Regions from separate parts of the Homo sapiens genome. Here all the other regions are linked to region 5. Evidence: chromatin loops called from intact Hi-C (ENCODE). Cell type or tissue: heart right ventricle. All regions are shown on one strand. Region 1 holds the start of LOC101928191 (a long non-coding RNA gene). Region 2 has its middle 60 kb from the start of NEDD9. Region 3 has its middle 9.4 kb from the start of NEDD9. Region 4 overlaps TMEM170B (transmembrane protein 170B). Region 5 overlaps LOC105374928 (a long non-coding RNA gene). Region 6 has its middle 130 kb from the start of NEDD9. Region 7 has its middle 32 kb from the start of ERVFRD-1.

Evidence for each region. Peaks named below come from ENCODE experiments on the same cell type or tissue, not always from the same donor. Only the 100,000 strongest peaks of a DNase experiment are listed, where the experiment ranks them.
Region 1: it touches region 5 in a loop (6-fold over the local background); 50 of 110 quality-filtered maps call a loop at or near these places.
Region 2: it touches region 5 in a loop (8-fold over the local background); 71 of 110 quality-filtered maps call a loop at or near these places.
Region 3: it touches region 5 in a loop (4-fold over the local background); 61 of 110 quality-filtered maps call a loop at or near these places.
Region 4: a loop joins it to region 5, with 4 times the contacts of the local background. A loop is called at or near these places in 35 of 110 quality-filtered maps.
Region 6: it touches region 5 in a loop (2.3-fold over the local background); 9 of 110 quality-filtered maps call a loop at or near these places.
Region 7: it touches region 5 in a loop (10-fold over the local background); 106 of 110 quality-filtered maps call a loop at or near these places.

The regions. Positions count from the first base shown.
Region 1 is chr6:10,952,939-10,956,938 of GRCh38, reverse strand. SYCP2L (synaptonemal complex protein 2 like) reads right to left here. Exons shown (of 30, transcript NM_001040274.3): 24 at 1,722-1,823; 25 at 697-803. LOC101928191 (a long non-coding RNA gene) reads left to right here and starts at 2,850. Exons shown (of 3, transcript NR_125851.1): 1 at 2,850-2,894. RefSeq lists enhancers at 2,302-2,351, 2,109-2,403. In heart right ventricle, CTCF peaks have their summits at 2,029 and 2,230 (motif pointing left); a DNase peak (open chromatin) is centred at 2,228.
Region 2 is chr6:11,171,075-11,175,074 of GRCh38, reverse strand. No RefSeq gene overlaps it. Among named protein-coding and RNA genes, the nearest start is that of NEDD9, 60 kb to the left of the region's middle. RefSeq lists an enhancer at 2,225-2,519. In heart right ventricle, CTCF peaks have their summits at 2,178 and 2,384 (motif pointing left); a DNase peak (open chromatin) is centred at 2,384; H3K4me3 peaks cover 387 bases.
Region 3 is chr6:11,240,060-11,244,059 of GRCh38, reverse strand. It overlaps a transcript of NEDD9 not described here. Among named protein-coding and RNA genes, the nearest start is that of NEDD9, 9.4 kb to the right of the region's middle. In heart right ventricle, a CTCF peak has its summit at 2,215; a DNase peak (open chromatin) is centred at 2,179.
Region 4 is chr6:11,574,090-11,578,089 of GRCh38, reverse strand. TMEM170B (transmembrane protein 170B) reads right to left here. Exons shown (of 3, transcript NM_001100829.3): 3 at 1-2,659. The coding sequence ends at 2,529. Among named protein-coding and RNA genes, the nearest start is that of TMEM170B, 38 kb to the right of the region's middle. In heart right ventricle, CTCF peaks have their summits at 2,157 and 2,362 (motif pointing right); a DNase peak (open chromatin) is centred at 2,367.
Region 5 is chr6:11,494,255-11,498,254 of GRCh38, reverse strand. The region is part of intron 3 of LOC105374928 (a long non-coding RNA gene); the gene reads right to left. Among named protein-coding and RNA genes, the nearest start is that of TMEM170B, 41 kb to the left of the region's middle. In heart right ventricle, CTCF peaks have their summits at 1,637 and 1,837 (motif pointing right); a DNase peak (open chromatin) is centred at 1,844; H3K27ac peaks cover 569 bases.
Region 6 is chr6:11,362,981-11,366,980 of GRCh38, reverse strand. It overlaps a transcript of NEDD9 not described here. Among named protein-coding and RNA genes, the nearest start is that of NEDD9, 130 kb to the right of the region's middle. RefSeq lists a silencer at 1,571-1,865. In heart right ventricle, no CTCF peak of the experiment used is centred here; DNase peaks (open chromatin) are centred at 1,199 and 1,910; H3K27ac peaks cover 3,415 bases.
Region 7 is chr6:11,142,214-11,146,213 of GRCh38, reverse strand. No RefSeq gene overlaps it. Among named protein-coding and RNA genes, the nearest start is that of ERVFRD-1, 32 kb to the right of the region's middle. RefSeq lists an enhancer at 1,740-1,789. In heart right ventricle, a CTCF peak has its summit at 1,682 (motif pointing left); DNase peaks (open chromatin) are centred at 1,653 and 2,293.

The sequences.
Region 1 (4,000 bases), 540 kb after region 5:
GGGAGGATCACTTGAGCCCAAGAGTTCAAGGTTAGAGTGAACTATGATTTCACTGCTGCACTCCAGCCTTGGCAACAGAACAAGATCCTATCTCTAAAAAACTAAAAACAAAAGTGTTATGTATTCAAGGTATACACATGATTGATATACATATAAACTGTGAAATGATTACCACGGGCCAAGCTTGGTGGCTTACACCTGTAATCTCAGCACTTTGGGAGGCCGAGGCAGGTGGATCACTTGAGCCCAGGTGTTTGAGACCAGCCTAGGCAACATAGTGAGACCTCATCTCTACTTAAAAAAAGATTTTTTAATGATTACCACAATCAAGCAAATTAACATATTCATTACTTCACACAGTTACCTTCTTGGGGGGTGGTAGGAATACTTAAGATATACTCTCTTAGCGAATTTCAAGTATACAGTACATTATTACTAACTATAGTCACCATGCTGTATGTTAGGTCTCCAGAACTTATTAACTTGTAACTGAAAGTTTGTATGCCCCATCCAACATCTCCCATTTCCTCTAACCCTGACCCCTGGTAACCACCCTTCTCCTCCCTGTTTCTGAGTTCAACTTTTTTTAGATTTCAATATAAGTGAGACCATGTGGTACTGTCTGGCTTATTTCACTTAGCATAATGTCCTCCAGATTCATAACGCTCTAGTTTTTTAAGTTTTGTGGACTACTACCTCATATTTTCTTTTCCGTTTTTTAGTGAAGTTTTCAAAGGTTGGGAGAATGGCAGAACCGTTCAAGTTCTCTGGCACAACTTCTAGGGATGAAGTGGAAATTCCTTCTGGAAAACAAAAACAAAACATGGAATAAAACTAACAAAGTGTTCAAAGTAGACTTGCTCAATTCATCAGTTGCCCAGAGGATGAGTTATTTGGAAGCACAGATGCGAACCATGGAAGCCCCGCTGACTGCCTGGACATGACCTCGCTCTCTGGAAAGTGCTCATTTCTTCTATATCTTCCCAGCACTTTAAATCGGGGCAACTGACATTTTGTCTAAGAAGCAGGCCAAGGTGTTGTAATAGGTTCTAAGGAGGACATATAGCTAGGGTATTTCTCTGGTGTAACTGCTTCTGGGTGCCAGTCTTCAGAGGGCTTGCAAGGGGTCTGGTGCTGTTCTGAGGGATTTGCAAGCATCAATTAAGTCTCACAAAAATTGTGTGAAGTAGGTACTGTCAGGATTCCCATTTAACAGAGCTTGCATAAGTCTTGCATGCTCATACCAGCAGCTCCTGGATTCAAATCCAGGCTGTCTGGAATCAATGCTTTCAAATCTGTTGCATTGGAGCCCTTTGTTTCAAAATGCATGGTACCATTTGTCCAGAAGGCCAGCCTCAAACATGCAGACATTCCAGATCATTCTTCTTAATCGGTATAGATATTTCTCACACAAAAATTTGGTTGATAACTATCAACCATATCAGAGACCTATAACTTTAGGAACCCTTGGGCCCTGAAAATTCCCAGAAGGAAGAGTTACGAGGAAGAAATAAAAATGCTAGGGGATAATGGCACTTGCTTTTATCTATAATTTGTGCAACAACTTATTTGTCTCCAAAAGCACAAAAGCTTAGTTTTTAGGATTTTGTAGCTACTATGATCTTAAAACTATACCTCCCTTGTGATTCATGTTGTTACATCCTGTGCTGACCCATTTATCCCACTCCTACTTGAACCATTGGCTGGGTGCATGATGTTACCTGGCAACTCTCTTTCTTCTGTTATTGAGAAAGGGGATCCCGGAGCAACCTCTTCTTCCAATCTTGATTGTTGTGACTTAGCAAAACTACCTTCTGGTATGTCTACAGGCAAACAGAGCACATTTCCTTTTGACCCGAAATTATCTTGTTCATTTTTTGGCAGTTAATGTCTTACTGTGAAGAGTACCATCTGAAACTTGTCCCCTGCCTGTTGCTAATGAGTTATCATTCGGTGCATCGACTAGGCACAAACCAAGTATCGAAGCACGATGTCTACTGATACCTGAACATGGGAACAGGCATCCCTTTGATGAGCTCAGTTACATTTAGGAACACTCTGCTTAGCACAGACCCCTCACTAGGCAGAGCGTTCCTAAGTTAAGCAGTAATGGTAGACATCAAAAGCAACGCTTCCAGGGCTCTGAGCTAAATAGCAAGACAGCAAGGTTTCCAGGCAGATGGGCCTTTGGAAGTGCTTCAGCTCACACCCCGGAGCGCGCCATCTGCTGGTGACACGGGCACATCGGCGCTATGCTGAAGGCTACGTCATAAACGAGGCCATCTTGCCTCCTCACAGCTCAAGTGATTTTGAGAGACTCGAACATAGATTCCCATTTCAATTCAGCATAACACTAAATATTTTCTATTCTGATGTTCACTTTTATCCCAGACATGTCTGGTCCTCATCATCTTATCAATGGCACCACCATGGTTCACAGAGCCCTGGCTTTATGCTCAACTCCTCCTTTTCTTTGCTGCCCGCTTCTCCTCCATCCTCAAGGTTCTGCCTATGGAATGAATCCCTCCCTCTCTGAGTTCCTGCCCAAAGCCATCTCCCTAGAGGAAATCGTCAATCCTTCACCTTCAATTGTCACTTCCAAATCTCTCTCTTGCCTGAGCTCTCTCAAGCGGCCAACTTGTGTCTCCAAGTATTTGACATCTTTACTTCAAACCCCACTCGAGTCTATCCCTCCCACTTAAAACCACTCTCTCCCCCGCACTGTACCTTTAGTTGTGACATCATCTGACTTCTCTTTTGTCACATGCCTGTCTAGTTGCTGTTGGTTTTTCTCTCTGAAAGTTCTGGAATTCAATTTCACTAATTCATTCCATGAATATGTGGACGTTACTATGTGCGAGAGGCAGGGCGATGCGGCTGGCAGATAGTGAGAGGTAAAGACGAAGTGACCCTTCCTCCACTCTGCTCCTGATATCCTGGTCTCCTTGTAGTTCCTTGGACATCCCAGGCACGGTCTTACCTCAAGGCCTTTGCACTTGAGACTCCTCTGACCTCTGACCAGAGCACATCCCCATAGATCTGCACCAAGGATTTCTCCATCCATCTAACCTTAAATTTCAATGTAGCCTCCCAACTCTTCACACTCTCTTCCCAGCTTAATTTTCTTCTCAGCCTTTATCACATACAACATACTACATGTTTTACTTGTCCATCATCTGTCTCCCACACTAGAGGGTAAGGCCCAGTGAGGGCAGGCATTTTTTTTCTTCACTACCATATCCCTGACACCTACAGAAGTGTCTGGCACATAGTAGACACTCAATAAACATTTGTTCAACAAATGAATAGATGAATGCTGCAGAATACCCAAGCTCCTACAAATAAAACACCTGATATGCCCAATGGAGATCTCAATACAACAGATAAGAGTTTATTTCAGTTCTCTTATTCTAATTCTCCTAGTGGTGAGGGTAGAGGTAGAGAAACATCACAAGCTTTAGAGACCTAAATAGCCACTACATATTTGCTATAGTGGCCATGCTTTGGGCTATTGCTACAAATTTGCCACTAAGAAAAAAAAAAGTTCCAGAAGGGGCAGAACAGGAAGTAAGGAAAAGAAACTGCCTTTATTAATAGACAAATAGCAATTAATACATTTAACACTTTAAGACAAATAGCAGTTAATATATTTAGCACTTTAAGATCTGATAAAACTACCTTTTGGAGGAATCTATAAATATATGAATTTGGAAAAAAAGAAAATTATAAATGAGAGGTAAGAAATACCAATTGAGAAAGAAAAAGGATGATCTCAAAGCAAAAAGGATTAAACTAGTAATAATAGTAACTAGTAATAACTATTAAGGACAGACCTCATGGGACACCCTAATTAGTATTCTATAATAGTACTTTCATAAACTGAAAAATTCATTAGAGATCACATTCCCATTCTGCAGAACTTAGAAAAGAAACAGCCAGTATCTGGCCTCTCTGTAATAAAAAAAGAAAAGAAACACATTAAGAAATACTCTTATCTGTG
Region 2 (4,000 bases), 320 kb after region 5:
GCAAGACCCTAGTTCACAGCAGCCTGAACTCCTGGGCTCAAGCAATCCTCCCATCTCAGCCTCCCAAGTAGCTAGGATTACAGGTGTATGACACTATGCCCAGCTAATTTTTTTTTTTTTTTTTTTTTTTTTTGGAGAGACAGATATCTGTGTTGCCCAGGCTTGTCTCAAACTCCTAGCTTTGAGAGATCCTCCACCCTCAGCCTCCCAAAATGTTGGGCTTATAAGTGTGAGCCACTGCACCTGGCCTAATTAAAGAATTTTAAACAGCTATATGACACCATCATATTTTTGCTCTGAAAATAGCTCCCTGGCTGCAGTGTGGAGAGTGGTGAAGAGGGGCCATGTGGATCCTGGCAGTTCAGTTAGGAGGGCATTGAATCAGTTCTAGGAGAAGCAGTGAAGATACGTTGGATTAGAATGGAGGAGTGGAGATGGGGAGATGCAGATAGGTTCCAGGGACGTGGGAGGGCAAGTCCGTAGGAAAAGTGATGAACAGCACCTGGTGCATGATGATGAGGAGCCCGGGGAAGGGCTTCTTGGCTGGGCATCTGGATGGATGTGGATCCATTCATGAGCTAGGATGTGCCAACGCTATTTCCATCTCCATGGAACCAGCCTGGGGTGCAATCCACACTTACTGCACTCCCCCTCCCTGGCACTGAGCAAAGCGCATGAGGGAGGAGCAACATTGGGCAAGAACCTCCAGACTCTTATCTGGAGGAGGCTAAGTTAAGCCCACTTTACTTCCTCCTAGGGCGTGGATGTGTAGGCACATGCTTATTTTATGGTTGGGAAAAAAGAAGGAAAAGAAAAGAGAAAAACAGCCTTGAAATAGTTCTAGGCCAGGCACGGTGGCTCACGCCTATAATCCCAGCACTTTGGGAGGCCAAGGCGGGGGGATCATGAGGTCAGGAGTTCAAGACCAGCCTGGCTAACATAGTGAAATCTGTCTCTACTAAAAATACAAAAATTAGCCAGGCATGGTGGCGGGAGCTTGTAGTCCCAGCTACTCAGGAGGCTGAGGCAGGAGGATCGCTTGAACCTGGGAGACGAAGGTTGCAGTGAGCCAAGATCGCACCACTGCACTCCAGCCTGGGCAACAGAGTGAGACTCAGAAAAAAAAAAAAAAAAAAAAAGAACGAACGAACGAAGGAAAGAAGAAAAGAAAGAAAAAAAGAGAGAAAGAAAAGAAAGAAAGAAAGAAAGAAAAAGGAAAAGAAAGAAGGAAGGAAAGAAACAAAGAAAGAAAGAAAAGGTTTTAATGAGTAGAGGCCAGCCTGCAGGGGGAGAAACCTCTACAAGGGCAACTGAAAAGCTTCAGCACACTGACTGACCTTCATCTCAGACTCAACTATTACCAATCTCTAAAGCAAATTCCTCTGCAGCCTGGGAGGGGGCATTGAGGGGCAGGAACCACCACCATACCTCACAGCATGATTTAAGTCATCTCCCAACAACTATAATTAAGAAAACTGAGTTAACAAAAAGGGCACCTTACTTTGTCTCCTAACTGTCAATTTTCCAGAGAGACAAGAGTCAGCAGGGAATGATGTTAAATGAAAACATACCCCTAATTTTCTCTGGCCTGCCTGGCAGTCAGGAGACCACCAGACACCAGACATTGTCTATCCCCCACACAGCCCCTCACCCAGTCATCATCCAAGCGCAGTTTATGAGCCTTCTTTATGACCCAGGCAGCCTAACGGGTTTTTTTTTCAGAACCATCTGGGCCCTTTGTGACTTAAATTCCTATTAAAGAAGTTGAAGTCTCCAAGAACAATGGTTGTGAATGAGACATTTTAAACAGTGGTCAGAGAAGTAACTTATTTCAGCCTTGCCCAATGTTAAAATATCAAGACAAAGGGCTGGTGTGGGTGTATTTTTAGAATGATGTAAAGATGTAAATGGACAACTTAGTGAAGGCTGTCCTTGCCCTTGGGCAATTATTTCTACCTCTCTGTCTAGACATCCAGTCTACACTGGAAAGGACCTACGATTTGACAAAAGAAGGTTTTGGATAAATAATGGGTCCCCCAATCCTGTTTGCAAAAGAAAAATCAACAAGCAAGAAAACAAAAGATCTGCAAAGAGCACTGAGAAGGGGACATGTAGGGACCTGTATGCAGAGGAGAGCGCTCTAGAGAAAAGTTACTAGGTCCTCTGCCCCTTGCAAAGGGGAGTGAACTTGTGGGTGTTTACACGTACCAGGTGGCTTCCCGTTGAAAGGGGGCCCCCAGAAATCCTTTAGAGCGCTGACAGTGCAAATAGCTAGCACCTATTCAGCTCAGGCAACAAGGTCTTTGGGCACCACCTAGGATGTTTTGAAGCCCCTCACGCAGCGACCAGCATTTTGCAGATCTAAGGCTGTGTTCGCCTCGCACGGCGCCCCCTTGTGGTCTGATGGGAAATGAAAGGTGGAGGACAATTGGTTTTTACAACCGATTTCATCTCTAACGTGCCTGGGAAATAGGAATGCTAGTGCAGACCTGATTCGCTGTTGTGAAAATAAGCATTCAAAATAATTCTTAAGCGCTCCACAACCACGTAGCAGTACGATTACTTCCTTGCTGCACATCTCCCTAGCCTCTTGTATATTTCAGACACAGGGCATCTTGGACCATGAGTTCATCTTTCCCATCTCACTACCTAACTAACACAAAGAGTTCAATTCATGTTTGTTGACTGGCTAACTGAACCCAAAGGAATGAATCCACCTCCAAGCTCCTCCACCCCCATCCCACATTGGAGGATCCTTTTTTTTTTTTTTTAAACGGAGTCTGCCTCAGACACTCAAGACTGGACTGCAGTGGAGCTGTGTCCGGAATTGGTGGGTTCTTGGTCTCACTGACTTCAAAAATGAAGCCGCGGATCCTCGCGGTGAGTGTTACAGTTCTTAAAGGCAGCGTGTCTGGAATTTGTTCCTTCTGATGTTCGGATGTGTTCAGAGCTTCTTCCCTCTGGTGGGGTTTGTGGTCTCACTGGCGCATGAGTGAAGCTGTGGACCTTCGCAGTGAGTGTTACAGCTCTTAAGGCTGCCCGTCTGGAGTTGCTCGTTCCTCCCAGTAGGTTCGTGGTCTTGCTGGTTTCAGGAGTGAAGCTGCAGACCTTCACAGTGAGTGTTATAGCTCATAAAGGCAGTGTGGACCCAAAGACTGAGCAGTAGCAAACTTCACTGCAAAAAGCAAAAGAACAAAGCTTCCACAGCGTGGAAAGACACCCGTACAGAAAAGTACCCGAGCGGGTTACCACTGCTGGTGCAGGCAGCCTGCTTTTATTCTCTTATCTGGCCACACCCACATCCTGCTGATTGGTCCATTTTACAGAGAGCCGAGTGGTCTGTTTTGACAGGGCGCTGATTGGTGCGTTTACAATCCCTGAGCTAGACACAAAGGTTCTCCACCTCCCCACTAGATTAGCTAGATACAGAGTGTGGACACAAAGGTTCTCCAAGTCCCCACAAGAGTAGCTAGATACAGAGTGCCGATTGGTGTATTTACAATCCCTTAGCTAGACATAAAGGTTCTCCAAGTCCCGCCCAGACTCAGGAGCCCAGCTGGCGTCACCCAGTGGATCCCGCACGGGGCCGCAGGTGGAGCTACCTGCCAGTCCCGTGCGGTGTGCGCGCACTCCTCAGCCCTTGGGTGGTCGATGGGACTGGGCGCCGTGGAGCAGGGGCGCCGCTCGTCGGGGAGGCTCGGCCGCACAGGAGCTCACGGGCGTGGGGGAGAGGCTCAGGCATGGCAGGCTGCAGGTCCCGAGCCCTGCCCCGCAGGGAGGCAGCTAAGGCCCGGCGAGAAATCGAGAACAGCGCCGGTGGGCCAGCACTGCTGGGGGACCCAGCACACCCTCCGCAGCCGCTGGCCCGGGTGCTGAGCCCCTCATTGCCCGGGGCTGGCAGGCCGCTCCGAGTGCGGGGCCCACCGAGCCCACACCCACCCGGAACTCACGCTGGCCCGCAAGCACCGCGCGCAGCCCCGGTTCCCGCCCGCCCCTCTCC
Region 3 (4,000 bases), 250 kb after region 5:
CCCACCCACATGGTGGAGGGTATCTACTTTACTCAAAGTCTACTGATTTAAATGTTATCTCCTCTTTAAAACACCTTCACAGCAACGTCTAGACTAGTGTTTGATCAAATATCTGGGTAGCATGCATGGCCTATCCAGGTTGACACATAAAATTAATCATCCCAATATTTGACTATAAGGAGCTTATGACATGCCTCTGGAATATTTAGGTGCAGTAGAAAATGAGGGCTTGGAACTCAGAACACAGGTTGGGAGATGTGATTGTCATCAGAGTAGACGTCATTGGAGAGCATGAGATAGATAAGGGAGAAAATACACAAGGAAAAGGAGCTGAGAATGGAACCTTGAAGAAAGGCTCCTGAAAAGAAGACTGAAACACATTGGCAAGAGAAGTAGAAGAACCAGAAGAGCCCACTGCTTTGGAAACCGAAGGAGTTGATTTCATAACAGGGGAAATAACAAGGAGTTTCAGGAGTTGAGGGGAGATCATAGAGTTGGCAGGCAGAGAAGAGTCCCCGGCTTGGACAATGGAGGCTGGGGGTTCCCCTGGAGCAGGACTCCTCAAAATGTGTTCTGCAGACCTGCACCAGGCCACACACTGGACAGGCCCACCAACAGGTAGGTGCAGAAATTGAGAGCTAGTGCTTAGAAGCTCTGACAGCCATTAGACAAGAGTGATTTTTTATCAGCTGAATTCAATTATCATCATGATCATCATCATCATCATCAAGGCTTGTATTTTGCCAGTCTTTTTCATTTCTTTTTTCTAGTAATTTCAACACTACTCCTATTCTATGCATCAATGGCTTTGATGGTTATTGATGGAACAGGGGTCAGAAGCAGATGCCTGGAGGACTGAGCAGGAGGCCAGGATGCTGGACCACCCACTCTCTGGTCATGGCAAGTGAAAGATAGAGGGCACTTGGTCAGTGTTGGGGAAGGAGAGGTGGCAAAGGGAAGATCCTGAAGACCCAGAGAATGTTGTTTGTGGCTCATATTTGCTCATCCACAGTAACAAAATGTAAAAATCTGGAGTATTTTGATAGCTCACTCAGCAGCACAGCCTGATTGGAGTTGGCCTGAGTGATATGTATTCTTTTACCCACTTGGCATGACTCTTTGTAGATTCAATTGCTGAAACATGCATGCCTTTGCTCATGGGACACAGCCATGGATTTCACTGGGAGTGTCTTGTAATATGTGGTATATGCTCTAAATCTCTTTCTAAAATCTGAAATATTCTGAATTCCACAAGCTCATCTGGCCTCCAGGTTTTTGAACAAGGAACTGTGAATCTGTTTTTAGGGTGAGGAAGGCCAGAACTTACTTGCAGAGAGCAGGGTGGGAAAGATTAGGGGGCACATCAGAGAGGGGATGGTTAGGGAGCTGAGTCCCAGAGTGGGCTTGAGAGGAGAGAAAAAAAATGCACAGAGCTGTCTGGATAAAAAGGAAAGACAGTTTTTTTTTTTTGCCTGGTGACCAGAACTGCACAGGTGATGACTTTTGAAAATGTAGAGTGATTTTAAGATGGCAAAATGAAAACTGGGGGAAGACATGGCCTCTATCAGCTAGGGCCAGGAGGGCACAGCCTTTCTTCTTGTCACTACTCTCCACCCCTCCTAAGACCAGAAGCTCCAAAAGCAGGTTAGAGCATGAATCAGGAGAACTGCATGCCCTGGGTTCAAGAACACCCTTGCAACACTCCCTTGTCTACATCGTCAAGTCTGAAATCACAGGGTGCCAGGCCTTCAGCAAGTTAAGAGAACTTATACTTAGTGCCTGTAAAGCTCAGGGGTACCAGTGAGCGAGACTTCAAGTCTTGTGCATGCTCATTGCCAGACCCCCTTTGGCTTTTTGTATAAAGAAGAGAGCTGCTCTTTATTTCCGGGCTCAGTGGGCAGAAAGGAATGCTCCGTCCATACTCCGTTCGGCAAGTCAAGGGTGGACACTGGTGTCTTTATCACCACCCAGTCCTCGGCCCACACTGGCAAGGCATTCCTCTAGCAGACAAAATAAAAGATTGCTGATAGCTGGAGCACTTTGTTTGCTTTCTAAAACGAGTCAAACTCTTCAAAAGCTTGGCTTGAACCGTGCAGGGTGTGCTGTGTTCCCGCCACATTCCTCTCACCCGCCTCTCCACCAGGCCTTGTATTATCCGGATTCCTTTCATGCGCTCACGAGCGCCAGCTGGCGGCTGCTTGGGCTGGCCGGACAGGCCAGAGGCTCTGGGCCCGGGGCCTGCTGGACATTGGCCGGCCTCAGCTGATGAGGGCAGCGGGGCACGGGAGGGAGGCCTTCTTGGAGGGCTGGGTCAGCTGGGCTCTTTTAAGGCACAAGGGGGAGAAAATGCATCTCCAACCCCTGAAGAAATGAGGTACCCTGGGCATTACTAGTGGCCATTTGGTGTTTAAAACACTCCCTTCTCCCCCATTGTGTACTGTCCCTACCTCCGCCCCCGGAGCTATGCTGGATGGCTGGTGTGGAAGATGGCTTCCGGAGGCCAGTGTGCGCTGGAGAATGGCAAAGCTCGGAAGTAGATTGGAAACAGAAAATCCAGCCCATCTAGGAAGCTAGGGCACACAATCCATAAGCCTTTTCTGCTTAGTCCAACTAGACAATAGCAAGACGTGGAGAGGGGAAGAGGGCTACAAAGTCGCATCATATCACATGATGTCATGCCATGGCAAGTAGGAAAGATCATGTCTTATACCACATGACATCACATAGAAAGTGTATGCCAGAGAAGTCAGGAAGACTTTTCAAATGTAAGAACATATAGAGGAAGCACAAAGGTTAGCAAGAAGAAGACCTGATGCCTTTGCTCCCCTTCATTTAATAGGTAGTATGCACCAAGATGATTGTGTTTGGGCAGTGCCTCCGGAAAGAGGAGACGGCCACTCTCATTTCAGCCATGAGAGTCCATTCCTGTTTATTTGATGTTGGCAGATCACTTCAACCTTTGTAAAAATCCACAGTGTGAAGTTTCTATCAGCAGAAAAGATTTCCATGACAGTTTCATATAACAAGTTGTTTATTTGGACAAACTAAAGCATGTAATAACAGAACACCTCACGGCTAGAGAAAACAGGAGAGAGAGGCTTTGCCAGGCAGCCTGCACAATTTTACTATTAAACTCCTTTTGTTCCACTGAACTCTATGCCTTTACCTAGCTGGGGACACATAAATAGTAGAAATGTGAACCTTGCACAATTATGGAGATAAGCCTAAATCTTTATGCATTTCTAATTTTTCTTATCACTTCACCTTTAAGTTAATTCATCCAAGTCTTTCATGTAAAGAAAATGCTAAAATGGAGCGTCACAATTGCTTGTCACATTTCACTAGAGTCGAGTGAATTTATTTAACACCTAATTTAATCTGTCAACGTTTTTCAATTCTTTGAAGAAAAAAAGGTAGTAATTAAGTATTCCAAAGTTATAATAACACTAAACATCAAAACTTCACAATCGCACAGTTTTTTAAACATCAAGTTAAGATATTAGCCATAGTCACTCCACTTAAGGTGGTCTGGCTAGGTTTTTAGTAGCACGGTAGTGACACGGTTTTACGTGTTCTATTTCATGGTTTATCAAGAACTAAGAGGGGCCTAAGACATCCCATTTTAGCGCTTCACCCTTGGGATAATTAAAAGCCACCTCAAAGAGATGGAAGGAAGCAGGAAGAGGGCTCAGTAGGAGTGGTGGTTGTAAGGGGCTGTACAGTGACAGCCTGCTCAAGCTCAGCTAAGTGGTAAGAGGCACCAGGTCCTCGTCAAGTCTTCACAGTGTGGAGACCCACCGCGTCGCTGTAACCTAGAAGATCTAGAGAAACTGCTTCCATTCTCTGCTGCCTAGCGCCCCACCCACCCCAGGCAGCTTGTCCTTGAGAGCGAAATGAGTTAGGAGGGAACCAAATGAGAAGAAATTCAGGGATCACGAGTCAAGGAGCTTTTTTAGAAGACACTACCCTCCACCTCCATCTGCAGAAACAAATTTCTTTT
Region 4 (4,000 bases), 80 kb before region 5:
CCAAGTAGACTGTATTCATATATAGCAGCTCTCTATATACCTATATAATGATATATACGTGTGTGTATATATATCATTAAACATTTCTTGTGTCTATAGGAAAGCTACTAACTTTTTAAAAATTTCAGCATATAAATAGCTATTAAGACAATTCACAAACTCAAACTATTCAACTGCATCTCAAAACATCAAAAGAGAGACAGTTGCACAAAATCTCAATGGAAATAACTGAAAACAGCAAAGAAACCAAAAATAACCCCTAAAATTAAAAGTATACACATACACACACAATTGATAATGTAAAGCAACTTGATAATAACTGCAGGACACTCTACAAACTAATTATTAACCGTTCAATTATACTTTCATTCTAGAGTAAAAACAATAGTTTAAATCTCTTTGGTCCACACATTAGTACATTTAATGTATCCAAGTTATTTTCTTGTTAATTTTGGATTATGAATCATGCTCCATATTACTTTACCATAACTTTCTTAAATCATAAAATAAACATATGTTAAAATAAGTATTCATTCTGGAGATCTGAAACAATTTCCACATGCTATTGGTAATTCCTCTGGAAGAATACGAATGCTTTAAATTATTGACAGAATAGCCAAAGTAAAAGAAGAACACAATTCAAGTCTGGCAGAAAAGAAAAAATCAGATTGACTTGGAAAAGTTATGCCTAAATTTAATTTGTAAAAACATCAGGAATATAAAGAACACATGAAAACAATTTCAGGCCTGTACATAATAAAAATAATCAATTTTAAGATTTACTTCAAAGATCCATGCATAGTTGCTTATTATTTTTTTAAAACAAATTTCCAAGCCAGTGTTAGTAAATCTCCCAAATTGGCTTCCATACTGAGAAAAGTACTGCCTCTCCAACTTCTCATTGGTAAGTTGTGGATATACTCTGCTTCTGGATAGAGAAAAAGTGGTATGGGTAACAAAGTTCTTAAATTTGAATGTAATATAACAAAGGCCTACTTTTATAGCAAATTGGATTAAACAGCAAGGCTACCAGGTTATTTTTGGATTATCCTTAACTTCATATTCTCTGCAATGTCTCCTTTGAGTTAGCACATTATAATTGTATCTGGTGCCAAAAAAAATCTCATTAGGAGACCAGTTCAACCCTACTTCCTATACTCTTACAATTACGTATTGCCAGAACCTCTTAAAATGTTTTATATAAAGGACATTTCCACTTTTGCTATATGCCCTCACAGATTCTTCTACTAAACTTAAATCATAACTTCATATCATAAATCAAGAACTGAACAACTGAATTACTCTAATACACGCTCAGTACTGCATTGATATGCTGAGACTAATTGCCAAATTTTAAAATTATCTACTATATTCCCCAATTTTTACTTAGCAAAATTATGATGTTGCCACATGTCCAAAGTAAAATAGTTCATTACTCTTCCTATATAACTTACTTGTTACTTATTTCTACAAATGAGGTCTTTATTTCCAGAGCCTAATTTAGGCCAGTCTCTAAAAACAGTTAATACTCCAGAATGAAAGACTGTTTATGTTTTGTCAAAAATCAAGATATATGCAACACGTAATACAATCCCACTGAGATACTAGTTATAAAGATGTTTTGTCCATGAGATACAAGGCAAAAACTTTCTTTAGAAGGGTCAAAGAATGCAACATGCATTTCAGACTTTTTTCTTACAAAAATTTTTAAGAAAATCTTCAAATTACATTTTTATGACGCACAAACTACAATCAATGTGTATGACCCTTCAAGTTTCTGAATTTGTATAAACAGAATATGGATGCATGAGAGAAGCTATTAAAAGGGTGTTACTTAAGTTGGTGAAAAGTATGCACCCTATAGAGCTACTCTGAGTTCTTAAAACAGTTGAGCTAGTCTTCAGTTAAGAAGACTTATCTTCCACATCAATTAAATAACAATAATACCTAAACATATTGAAGCCCTAAATCCCAGAAACGCGCAACATTAAAAACCAAATAATTTCTCTCATATTAAACAATTCAGTATTTAGCACTCATACGGGATTTAGTGTTACCGAACAAAAATCTTAGTACATTACCTGAATTCATGTCAAATATGTTCACAGCACTCAGCTACATCTACACTTGCAAATTGTCACATGATCAATGTTAACAAAAAGAAAAGAGTTTGGCACATATATCAATACCTCAAAACGTCCCTGTAACTTAACATAACACTGTTAGGAACGATGATTTCAACACCAATGTTAACCTGATAGGCAGCTAAACAAGGTGCTTTTTCTTGTAACTTTACATAGTGTCTTAATGCACCTTGCCTGAGACAGAGGCACATAAGGTGCAGTGCGGTAGTGCAATCACTTGAACACCAGAGGGCAATCCTTCCACACAGCTCAAGGTCTTCCTTATGCTTTGACCTGCTCAGTCCACATTCTTGCACAATTTCATTTCCACTTGTTAACAATGCCGTTTTCAGGGAATCTGTACATCTGTTTCCTTATGTGAAGTAAGACATTCCCACAGAAACCTCAAAGTGTAGCGAGGATCCTTGAAAAGGAGATGATTAATGTCAGTACAGTCTGTCCAACGCCCCATACCAGCGCTTCCAAAGGGGCCATGTTCTTCCCAGCTACTCTGTAAATGCCCGCTACTGCTGCACCTAAGGAGAAACGGGAGAAAAATGAAGGGATACAGTCACTCGTTTTATAACACACTGCATGCTGCACCTTAAGAGCTCTTTTCATTTCATCAAAACATAAGTCATCATTTTTTTCTCATTTTATCCACTTTCTATGAAAAAGTTTCCCTGTGATTGGTGAAAGTTACAACTTACCATAATACACTTAGCCACTTATTTGAAAAACAGACTTTTCTATTCAACCAAAAGATATATATTTATGGTATATGCTGCATACTTGATAGCAAATATGTTCATAAACAATGAATAATTCATTATTGCAACCTCTCACCTGGGCATTCAATTAACTAGACCTCTTTAGCATTTTTGTAAACATACAGTATAACATACTGATAATTACAAGTGATAATGCAGAAAAATAACATAATTTAATGTAATTTCTAAATTATTAATAAATATTTTAATATTAAAGGTATCTTTTCTGAATAATATGAATTCTTAAATATCATGTAAAATATAATACCTGACTAATCCATCTCACAATCTACCATACAAAATAGTTCTTGCTTTTTAAATAAACCATCCGACTCTAAGTTATTTGGAGACTAGTATCTTGACGTCTAATAAGAATGGAAAATGAACCTGACATCTATTCTAGTGAGGTTCCTTAGGTAATGTACACTTCTGAGAACGGGAGAATCTCAGTGTATGAGGAACCTCAGTGCTCATCTGATTCAACATCTGATCTTCACAGACCATCCATAATGATGTGGTATCTAAGCGGCTAACTTTAAAAGTACATTTAGGAACCATAAAGGAGGAAACATTTAAATTATAATATGCCATCCCACAGATGGAGATGGCCTGAAAACTCTTTTTCTAGAAAAACTGTCTATATATCCTAAAATGGTTAGATAAAAGAACATAAGACAAAGACGAGAAGTTATCTGAAAATACTGAATTGACAATTACAATTAAGACGGAAACCTACTCATGAAAATTAGAATATAATTTTTACTTGTCAACTTAGAAAAAAATTAGCTAAAGATTAATTATTTGTACTTCACTCAAAATCTTCCAAATAAAAGTTATTGTATTGCTCTGTAAGAGATGTAAACAGGAAAAGCAAATTACTAACCTAAGCCAAGGACTTTCATATACATGTTTTAAAATAAAAGGAAATTAAAATAGTGTACTTACCATATACTATGTATTTTGCAGGAACTTTACAAATATTATCATATTTAAATATCATACCACCCCCTCAGTATTATCACCTAATTTAAAGATGAAAAAAACAGAGGTTCAGAGAGGTTCAGTTACTAGCCCCAGGAAATACAGCAAGTACAAGAGCCGGGATTT
Region 5 (4,000 bases):
AAAGGCTAGAGATGCAGGTCTGTCACCTGTGAAAGGGGAGGGAGAAGGAGGGTTAGTTAGGAAGAGTCTCAAACTGCAGTGCTGTCCTGCAAAAGTCTCAGCCAGCCCAACAGAGAGCTCCAGAGCAAAGGCTGCCTGTTGGAGAAGTTCCATGATGAACAGAAAGGGCCAGGCCCTGGCACGCCCACTGTGCTCATTAGCTGTTAAAGGTCTGCCTAGGAAAAGCATGGCCTCAGCTCAACTGCTGTGGCTAAGCAACCAGAGGCACTGCAACCAAGGCCATCACCTAACTGCACCCTCACAGCTAATCTACAAGTTCTTTCTTGAAGGGAGATCATAATAGCTCCATATCCCCATATTGGAGAGAATTCTCACTCTGCATTCTGCCAAGGAGCTGGTGTGTGTGTGCGTTTGTGTGTGTGTGTGTGTGTGTATGCACACATGTGACAAAGGTTTATTTAACTTATCAATGAATGAAGAAGGAGAAGAAAAATTACTATATATAGTCAATGAACAAAAAGAATGCTGGAATAAGACTGCAAGTGAAGTTGAAACTGGTAAATTATAAAACAACACAACTATAATCTGTAGGATTTATATTTCCTACTGGACAGAAATGAATTGCAACATAATGATCCTCCACAAGTTAACATTAACTTTACAAGAGTCTCACCTTCATCAATAGCAAATAATCAAAGTAACTTTCTTCCTGTAAAACTTCCCAACTGGGGGAACATTTGCCCTCTCCTCACCCCAGAGATATCTGACAATGTCTGGAGACATTTGTGGCTATCGCAACTAAAGGGATGAAGGTGTGCTACTGGTGTCTGGTGGGCAGGGGCCAGGGATACTGCTAAATGACCTATTACGCCCTGAACAGCCCCCACGGCAAAGAATTACCCAGACCAAAATTTCAATAGCGCCAAGACTGAGAATCGTGTACAGATGACACTTTTGACAGCTTATTAGGCAATGCTCTAGTATGACACCGAAAGGGCGTAAGAAGATCTTTAATGTTTCCTTCTGCTTTCACTTAAATGTAAAATTGGGATAATGATATATCGAAGCAACTTCATTTACGGTGAAGGATGATTAAATAAAACAATTGTGGTTGATTGTATTTTTACAAAGATGATGCACAAATATATATCCCATCCCACATGCTCTTCTTCTGACGTGACACTGACATTCCTGTATTGAGGGGTGGAGGCTATGTTCCCTTCCCTTGAACCTGGGTAGACGTTTGCAATTACCTCTATCAACAGAACACAGCAGAAGTGACATTTCCTGACCTCTGAGGCTGGATCATAAAAAGCAACACGGCTTCCTCCTGGCTCTCTTTCTGGGGACACCACCTTGGATGTTCTGAGCCAACATGAAACAAGTCTGGCTATGCTTGAGAAACCCTAAAGAGGGACTACATAGAGACAGAGAGAAGCTCCCACCCCAGCCTGTCCAGTCTTATCAGCTCAGACACCAGACACGGGAGCGAATGAGGCTTTACAATAACCCCAAGTACTGTCTGATTGCGATCTCATGTGAAAGAAGCCTCCAGGCAGAACCACCCGACAGAGCTCCTTCTGAATTCCTGGCCCATAGACACCGTGGGAGATAATAAATGATTTTGTTGTCTTAAGCTTCTATATTTTAAGATGATTTGTTCCATAGCAACAGACACTAAAACAACCATACAAAAATAGTCCTTAGCACCCTGCATGGAAAGTGAGTTAACTGGTCACTCTTGTGGGGTAGTTTTAGTATTTTTAAGTAATATTTATGTAGTATTTTTACTGTTTCCGTGCGCAAGAGGGCACACTGTCCGTTGACAGCCCTCATACATGGAGGTGTAATTTTCTAATCAAAGCACCAGGTGGAGCCAACCCCTAATTTTTCACTGTCCCTTTCAGAGGGTGAACTTGACAAAATGGAAAAAAGGCTTCAGAATCAAACTAGCATGTTTAGGGCGATGTGTTAGAGAATGCTCAGTATTCTAAATTCTCAAATTCTAAAACACAAGGAAGCTTATTTTGATGAATAACTCATCCCTAGGCAGGGTGTACGCACAAAAAACAAGAAAATCCTTTTTTTTCCTTTGTTAAATGCAACAGAGAAGGTTATGCTTTCTTTAAACCCTGAAAAGGAAAAGAGATCTGCCAGCCTATGATTTCTAAACAATACTGTACTTAATTTTTGCCATTATCTAGACACATAGCTAATGCAAGTCTCTGTTTGCTGTTTGCTTCTGACAGTAAGACAATATTTCTGAATACTGATTTATGGGACTCAGATAACATCTGTACCACAATTTTAGCTTAAACATTTTTAGGTTTACATGTTTTCTAGTCCTTTATTTTGTATACACGAATTTAATGCTCTAGTGGCTGTGAAAATGGGCCATGATTCCGATTGCAGGAAATCTGGGAACCAAATCCCTTAAAATGAATTGGGTGAACCAAATACATTGTATCTCCCTCTTGTCAGAGAAATTCAAAGCAGACTCTACCCATCAGCATTCACTGTAACCTGAGCAGGTTGGCAACCCGTCCTTATTATGATGATCTGCCAGTGCCTATGTAACTCCTGAAGGCTGATGCCTCTACCCTGAGATGGCTCAAGGATGGTTAGGGCAATAGAGCAGTGGTCTTGAGAATAAAGATGGTTTTGTGATCCGCTTATCTGATTAGAGGTTTATACTATAAAGTCAAGGCTTCATAGCCTGGTAGGGGATAAATCAAATGTCAGAAAGGATGGAGGCAGCTTGAACTCTGAAGAGCTGATTTTCTGAGGGTATCCTACAACTTTGACTCCACCCATACCCTAGCTGACCTGTCATCTTGCTAATTAACCACAAGAACTGAGGGAGAAAGTAAGGTGTGATCAGCTCAAGTAAGGCGTGATCAGCTCAAACCCTATCTATCTTATGCTGGGACTAACACAAAAGAAAGCCAAACACAATTATATGGTAAATCAGTAGAATCATGTTCCTACCTAACGTGTGTCTGTCAGGGATGAGACTGATTCCCATGCTTAACTTATGGCCCTGTCTCATCACTTTGTGCTCATAGAATGTATACGTGACATATTTTTCTTTGACACACTAGTACTGGCAAAGGCTGTCTTCTTTGGCTTAACCACAAATTGTGGAGCATGAGAGCCTCAGAACATCTCCAATCTCTCCCAGCTAGTTTCGGAAATTCCCAGGGACAATTGTGCACATGCTCTCGAGAAGTTCCCCTGGATCCTCAAAACAGCCTTGTGAATCCACAGTAGCTATGGTGACAAGCCTGCTGCAACTCTTTAGAGGGTACTTGGCTGGGTCCCACAGTCACTGATACTGACAGCAGGATTTTCGGGTCACTACTAAGCACTTCCCACAAATGGCCATGACCTCATTCCATGCACTTGGTAGCCTGTCAGTGCAGTGGCTAGAGTGTGATGAGGTAGGCAGGGAGGCAGCCTCTGTCCCTGTGACTATTATCCTCCATTGCTAGGCTGTCTTCTTGGGGCTCATCTCCTTAGGGTCCTTTATCATGTCTATGAGGGCCTGTTCAGGCATACAGCAGTATGAGCAGCCATTCGTACTACCCAGTCTCTCCAAAAATGACGAAAAACCATGTTTTGTGGCCCAGATCTGTATACTCTACCTGGGGATGACTTCTTCCTCATAAGGCATTCACTCCTCAGGCAAATAACATACCATGGTAAGCCCACCCTATTGCCCTTGCACCTCCGATGCACCCACATTAGCAGGCTCAGCCCATGCTAGTTCCCAAACTGACCTTGGATTGTTCAAGCAACTTTAAACCCAAACCTACAAAGCTGGTGTGCAGCTCACAGTTTGATGACTATGTAAATTACATCCTGAAATGTCTCTACTAAACATGTGACTGGACACATCTGAATTTACAATGGGCACACGGCATCTTGGTTTCATAGGTGAAAGACTCTGAATAAGTACCTTTTTGGCAATAGTTCAATCTGAAGTGGATTAAGGCAAGAT
Region 6 (4,000 bases), 130 kb after region 5:
CTAGGTAACAACATTGGATCAAAATATTAACAGCCAAGATTTAGATATTATTTTACAATTAACACAGCACATTGACTCATATTATTTCACTTTCACAGTGGTCCTGGGGCATGTTTATTGTATCTCCCACTCTACAGATAGTGAAACTGAGGAGATCACGGTGGGAAAGATGACGTAACTCACATGAAGTTGGGCAACTGATCAGATGACACAGCTAGGACTGAAGCCTGGGTCCCCTAAGTCATTTGCTTAGAGCTCATTCAATGACGAGGCAACTCCTTGCTGTGCATCCTTTCAGCACACGTTGTTGGTGTGAAGACGCTGGTTTTCATCAGACTAAAATGCATCTTACTTCAAGATAGGCAGTTTCTGTTTTGGTTTCCACCTCTCATACATTGCTTTTAAAGTGCCAACCTCTAATGGCTATCCCATGAGAAAATCTACTGTAAGTATGAAGTGACCCTTTGGTACTACCAGTTTTTCATCCTAAATCCCTTTTCTTTCTTCTTTCTTTTCCTTTCTCTCTTTCTTTCTTTTTTCTTTCTTTCTTCCTTTCTTTTTCTTTTTTCTTTCTTCTTTTATTTCTCTCTCTCTCTGTCTTGCTCCCCCTTTCTTTCTTTCTTCATTTCTTTCTTTCTTTCTCTCTGTCTTTCTCCTTTCTTTCTTTCTCTTTCTTTCTTTCTTTCCTTCCTTCCTTCCTTCCTTCCTTCTTTCTCAGACTCTCACTCTGTCACCCACGCACAATCTCGGCTCACTGCAACCTCTGCCTCCCAGGTTCAAGTGATTCTCCTGCTTCAGCCTGCTGAGTAGCTGGGGTTACAGGCACATGCCACCACACCCGGTTACTTTTTGTAGTTTTAATAGAGACTGGGTTTCACCTTGTTGGTCAGGCTGGTCTCAAACTCCTGACCTCATGATCTGCCCACCTTGGCCTCCCAAAGTGCTGGGATTACAGGTGTGAGCCACCACGCCCAGCCTCTTTCTTTTTTTGACTGTGTCTCTTGCTCTGTCACTCAGGCTGGAGTGCAGTAGCACAATCTCGGCTCACGGCAACCTCTGCCTCCTGGGCTCAAGTGATTCTCCAGCCTCAGCCCCCCGAGTAGTTGGGTCTACAGATGCATGCCATCACATCCACCTAATTTTTGTATTTTTAGTAGAGACAGGGTTTCACCATGTTGGCCAGGCTAGTCTTGAATTCCTGAGCTCAAAGTGATCCGCCCACCTCGGCCTCCCAAAGTGCTGGGATTACAGGCGTGAGCCACTGCGCCCGGCCCCATTTTATTTTCTTTCTTCTTTTTCTTGGCATTTGTTATGATCAAGCCTTTTTTTTAAGTACTGAATATCCATGGACTCCTTCCAGTTTTACCTCATCAAAATGTGCTTGCAGGGAAGGATTTGGTCTTGTTGATTTCAATTAATGTAACTCCAAGCCACCACTCTTCTGCTATTCACCTTTTAATCTATATTTCTTACTATACATAAGAAGCTTTGCTTCTCTACTTATTTCAAGGAGTGTAGGGTGAAGATGAGGTTTTTAAATCACGGTATCTTTCTTCAGTCCTTTCCTCCAAATTCTACACGTAGATGTACTGTGCTTCAGCCAACTTATCTCTAACTAGGACATTCAGATCTACTAACTAAGCTATGACTTATTATAGGCAGGCGGTCAGCAGGAAGAGCTGTTTTTTTTTGAAAGTAGGACAAGAATAGGTCTATGGAATGTTGGGGTCACTTGGTTTCCTCAATGGAAAGAAACGGGATGTTTCTGCATTAACTAGAACACTTGAAAGGTAGGGAGGGGTGAGGGTGATTGAGAAATGATTTCAACAAACAGAACATTAAGTACTCTGTTTGTCAGACAGCGTGTTCCCATCTGGGGGGTGAGTGGCAGAAAACATAGTCGCCATCATGAGAAGAGCTCCCCTAAATCTGCCCACCCACCTCCAACTCTTGCTCCAGTCAGTTTTTCTGAATGCCCAGCCTGCTACACTGACCCTCACCGCTCTTACCCCGGTGCCAGGGTGAGAGAGGCCAGGGATCAGGTAAGGAAAGAGGAGAGGAAATGCAGAGGCTCCATTTGGCTTATAAAGGAACTGTACCATAATAGTTATTATTGTTTAAAAAAATAGCATGACATCCATTCTATTTCTCTCCCTCTTCTTCAAAGATATTTCAGCCTCAGGGACTTTCTGCTTGTTAGTGGGATGGCGAAAAATGCATGATAGATTTCTAGTTAGTAGGTAGAAGGGACGGGAGATTACATCCTAATACAGTAGAGTAACTATGTTTTATTGAGCACTTAATATGTACTGAGTGAACACACCTGCTTTGATTCACAACCACTTAATGAGGGAACTTTGGAGCCTCCTTAAGGGTTACAAGCAAAAGCTGTGGAGTCAGCTTGCCTGGGTTCAAATCCTAGTTGTGCCATGTACCTGCTGTGTGGCCTTGGTATAGTTACTTAACCTCTCCATGAATCAGCTTCCTCACCTTAAAATGGAGATAATTATAATGTCACACACCTTTGGGGGGAATTCCCAAGGCCACCCCCAGGTTCAATGACTCATTAGGAGGACCCACAGGATTCATCATAGAGACATGCCCACAGCTAAGTTCTATTACCTCAAAGACAAATCAGAATCAGCAAAGGGGAAAGCAACAGAAGAAACCAGACATGAGCTACCAAGAGTCCTCTCCTAGGGGAGTCACACAGGACATACTTAACTCCTCCAGCAACGAGTTATGACAGGTATGAAATGTTGTCTACTAGGGAAGCTCAGTAGATACTTAGTGCCAGAGTTTTGATTTGGAGCTGGTCACTTAGACACCCTCTGTCTGGCATGTACACAAATTCCAGACTCCCAGAAGGAAAGCAGGTGTTCAGCATAAACCATGTTGTTTGCACACACAGTTAAGTCACAGTGAGCCACTCATATCACGGACCAGCAGGAACCCCTCACATGTTCCCAGATGCCAGCCAAGGGCCAGCCTTGCAAGCAGGATTGAGACAGCAGTCTCAGACCTGCTATGTGAACTCTTTACTGCTTGCTACCTTTTGATTGTTGTGAGATTACATAAGGTAATATATATATCTGTTGCTTACAACAGTGCCTAATTTGTGGGAAGCCCTACAGATTTTTTTAGCCCTTACTATTATGCAGAAAAAAAAATACTCAGGTTTAGAATGACTACACAGTCAAAATGGAACAAACTGGAATCTGAATTCACATATCCCCAAAAAAGGTTCATGCATCTATTCACATCACCCTAACATGAGCAAAGTAGCATCCTTCTTCAAACCGTAACTGGGGATGTTGTTGGTGGGTCCCTCCCTTTTCAGGTTCAGAGAAGATGGAGCCTTTCATTCCAGTTGTGTTCTGAAGACAGAGCTTCTTGGAGCTATAAGCACCATTAGGTTGCTTCTTTCTCAGGTTAAACCACTCAGAGTGCATTTATGGTCTGGTACTTAATGCCCCACATGAGCATATTTCAGACTTCCCCCCCATTCCATGAGGCTTGCTTTGTTGATGTCCTTCATTTTTCAGGATACGTATCCACAAATCCATAAGAATTTTCTTCCATAAGATCTAGATAGTGAATCATCTCGCCGTAATTGAAATCATCCCATTGTAAACCATTTTTAGGCTTAAAAAAAATCTGACAAAGAAATTTCTCCCACCTACTTCTCCCAATGCAAAGTAGTTAATCAATCTCTTTAATCATGGGATTACCTCTATCTTATCTTTCACCAGGTTTTCTGGTCTTTGGTTATGTCAGTGGGCAGGGCAGCAGAGTGTCCAATAGCTAGCTGTGAATGCTAAGCAACTGTAGTAGATGCCAAATCAGTTGCACCACCAAAGTCTATGCATTGAAATGAAGTCATTGACTGCAACCAATTTAGATATCTTTTAGTATTTTTTTTTTCAAAGACGGATTTCAAAATGGGAACAGGGCTAGAAGAATCCTTTCAATTTTAAGTTAAAAATTATGCATCATCAAT
Region 7 (4,000 bases), 350 kb after region 5:
CATATCTCCCTCTCCCTAAGAGCCTGAAGGGTCCTCCACAATCCAGAAAACTTAGCAACAGCCTGCGCTCTTCAGGTTGTCAGCGCTGTCACTGAGATGCTCGTCATCCGGCCCTATGGGGTCCACCTTACTGCTCAAAGCATCACTCCCTGGGTCCAAGGTGGCCACAGAAAACATGGCTACAGTTTCCAAAGCCAGAGCTTAGCATTCAGATACCGAGTATCCGCAAGCCACCCTCATTAGAGACCTACCACCTTCCAGACTATGTGGACACGGGGTGCAGGTTTCTACTATTAACCCCTGGGAATCCAACCACATTGCTCACAGGCCACTTGCTCTTGTTAAATGCACCTTTCCTCCAAACCCTGTGCAAGTCCTCCTTGCTGGACAATCCAGATTTAGAACCCCAGTGAGCCCAAACCTGTTGAGTCCGTATGGAGTGAGGGAAAGCCAGTGCTACACCAATACTCTCTCATTAGTTTATCCAGCCAGGTATGCTCATATAAATTAGGGTTTCATCTTGTGTTTGCATTTGAATATGCGTTCATTTTCCTTTGTGCTGAATGACATACAGTGATTTGAATGCTTTAAGTATCTCCCCTTCTCTAAGCAACAAGGCAGAAGCCCAGGGTTTGCACTTATCACATCCATGGCCAAGAAATTGCACTTCAATTTCTTTACCCGTGAAGTAAGGATAAGACTTTTCCTTCCTTCCTTACCCCTCACAGAGCTGTGAAGTTCAATGAAGGCAGTATACGCGAAAGGAGTTTGCAAATGAGAGGTACTTCAACACAAAGCTTTACTATTTTAGGCCGGGCACAGTGGCTCACGCCTGTAATCCCAGCACTTTGCAAGGCCGAGGCAGGCAGATCACCTGAGGTCAGGAGTTCGAGACCAGCCTGGCCAATATGGTGAAACCTCATCTCTACTAAAAATACAAAAATTAGCCAGGAGTGGTGGCTCATGCCTATAGTCCCAGCTACTCTGGAGGCTGGGGCAGGAGAATCACTTGAACCTGGGAGGTGGAGGTTGCAGTGAGCCAGGATCACACCACTGTACTCCAGCCTGGGCACAGAACAAGACTCCGTCTCAAAACAAAATTAAAAAAAAAAAATAAACTTTATTATTTTCAAAACATCTCACCAAAGGTAGGGTTTCTCTGACTCCAACAAATAAATATGTGAGCCTTTGAATCAATCATCCTCTCCTCACTCATTTTCTGAAATGATTTGCTTTCTGGAGTTCTACACAGGGAGATAAAATTCAAATGCTATTTGGGAGCGCTCCTTTTCTCTCCAACTTCAAGCCTTCATCAGTAGGTGTCAGAGAGACTGTAAATATTGTCCCCTGACTTGGCTTTAGAGGGAGAAAAAAGATGCCCCTGTGTGGCCAGAACAATCCTGGTTTGTATCTGTTGTCCTGGCCCAATGATGTATAGTCCACTCTCCTCCCATTCACTCTCAAGTGCTCCAGTTTGATCAACAGCTTCTATGCTCGCCCCAGCCGCTTTAGGTAAAGAAGGCTAGGTAAAATGCCTATGACACAAAACAGGGTGCCACATAATTACCAAACAAATTTCCATCCAGTGACACCCTTCTAAAGGAGCACACCCCTGACCAGACCGGAATAGAAGGCGTCCTCACCTGCCAACTCTTGAAAACTGTCGCCACCTCGTGGTCACAAGCTGCTGTTCCAGCAGCACTGGACAGGATCCTTTGACCTTTGCAGAAGAGATGAAGGAGTGAAATGGACACAGAAGATGCAGAATTAGGGGGCTTGAAAAATATGTATCTCATTAACATACACTTTTGTGTTTGCTGATTAAAGAAAATCGCCACTTTCAGGAGATTCTCATTAGGCAGGAATAAGGCATCTTTTATATTTTACACTCTCAGATTCCAATAAAAAGATTGCAGGCTAAAATGTTATTTTGATATAAGTTCTACTTTATATTGAAATATTGTTTAATTAATTCAACATAGTGGGAATGGTGGCACTTAATTTAAAAAAATCCACCAACAAATGTTCAATTCTTGTCTGGGATCAGGCCACTGAGGGAAAGGAAGACTTCTCTGTGACAGTTTGTCTTTCCAGACAAACTCTTTGTCTGGAAAGGGGGCTGTGTTCAAAGAACACTTCCCTGAGAAAGTGATTTGTGTGCTGAAATTGAAAGAAGGACTGGAAGATAAGGAGAGAGAAGGCAAGTTTGTGAGTGAGGGGCACGGCCAGTGGAAGGATCCAGTGAGTAGGGTGGGGATGTCTGAGTGAGGACAGCATGTTTGCGCAACTGAACGATGACTCATGTGGCCATGAGCATGTAGAGTAAGAGGATGACGAGGCAGCAAATGAAGCCGTGCAGCATGTCACCGGCATGTCGAAGCTTTTCTACCTTTTTTCTAGGAGCAATGGGAACCTATTCACATGTTCTAAGCAAGAAGACAAATTTGAGTTGTGAAAAGCTCATTCTCGGTAACGATAAGAGAAAATACTAAAGATGGGCTGTAGTGATTTGAAACAGCCACTACTGCAGTGGCCCAAGTGAGCATTATCATGGTAGGGAATAACCGATATATGCTGGGCACACTTCTAGATGCTTTGTGTATTGACTCATTTAAGCCTTACAAAAGCCCTATGAGATAGGTACTACTATTAATACCCATTTTACAGATGAAAAAAGAGGCATACAGAAGTCTAATTTCACAGACCACAATTTATGTCTAATTTTATGACCACTACATTACCTGGCCTACAGACAGTAATAAGAAAATGGAAGAAAGTATATGGTTTCAAGAGCTACTTCAGAAGAAAAATCAACAAGACCTGATGATGTGCTGGATATAGGACATCAGAGAGTATCAAGAATGATACCCAGGCTGACGACTTAAGCCACTGGATAGGGACACTGGAGGAACACCAGGTTTGGAGAAAGTCATAAGCTTGACCTTGCAGATGCTGAGTTTAACCAGTGTTTAACTGACTGAGAAGGCAGTTGGCTCAAGAGATAGAAATATGGAGCCAGGCACAGTGGCTCCTGCCTGTAATCCCGGCACTTCGGGAGGCCAAGGTGGGTGGATCACCTGAGGTCAGGATTTCAAGACCAGCCTGGCCAACATGGTAAAACCCCATCTCTACTAAAAATACAAATATTAGCTGGGCGTGGTGGTGCAGCCTGTAGTCCCAGCTATTTGGGAGGCTGAGGCAGGAGAATTGCTTGAACCCGGGAGGCGGAGGTTGCAGTCAGCTGAGATTATGCCACCGTACTCCAGCCTGAACAAAAGAGCGAGACTGTCTCAAAAAAAAAAAAAAAAGAAGAAGAAGAAGAAGAAAGAAGGAGAGGGAGAAGATGAAGAAGAAGAAGAGGAGGAGGAGGAGGAAGAGGAAGAGGAAGAAGAAGAAGAAGAAGGTTTCTACACTTAAAAAGATGAATAAGGAGAAGGGAGGGGGACAGTGAAGTTACTGATTTCTTACTATATATTAATATGCTTGATGGGTATTTTAAAAATTAATCCTATGAGATAGATATTATCATTCCCATTTAGCAGACCAGGAAACAGGGAGGTTAAATAAATTTCCAACTGTCAAGTTATAGCATTTGGATGGGATCTCAGTTCTTCTGACTGAGATCCTAAGATCTGGATTGGCCATTTCCACTGGTCTTACGCGCACCTGGGATTATGCCCAAACTGTCCCCTCAAATACATTCCACCCCAGTGTCCAGCAGTGATTCACCATTGACTAATCCTTGTCTTTCACTTCCTGTATCTAACCAATTATCAAAACCTGTCAAATTGACTCCCATCAGTATCTCTTCAATTTGTCCCCACTACCACCAGCCTTGCAGACTCATGTCATCTTTTGCATAAACTACTGCAATAGCCTCCTGTTGGCACAATTTCTTCGAAAGTCGGATCCAAGCAACATCACTCTACAATATATGTCAGTTGAACACTTGCTCTTCAAGTTTTTTCTTTATTTTGCTTCTAGCACCTTACTATCCTTC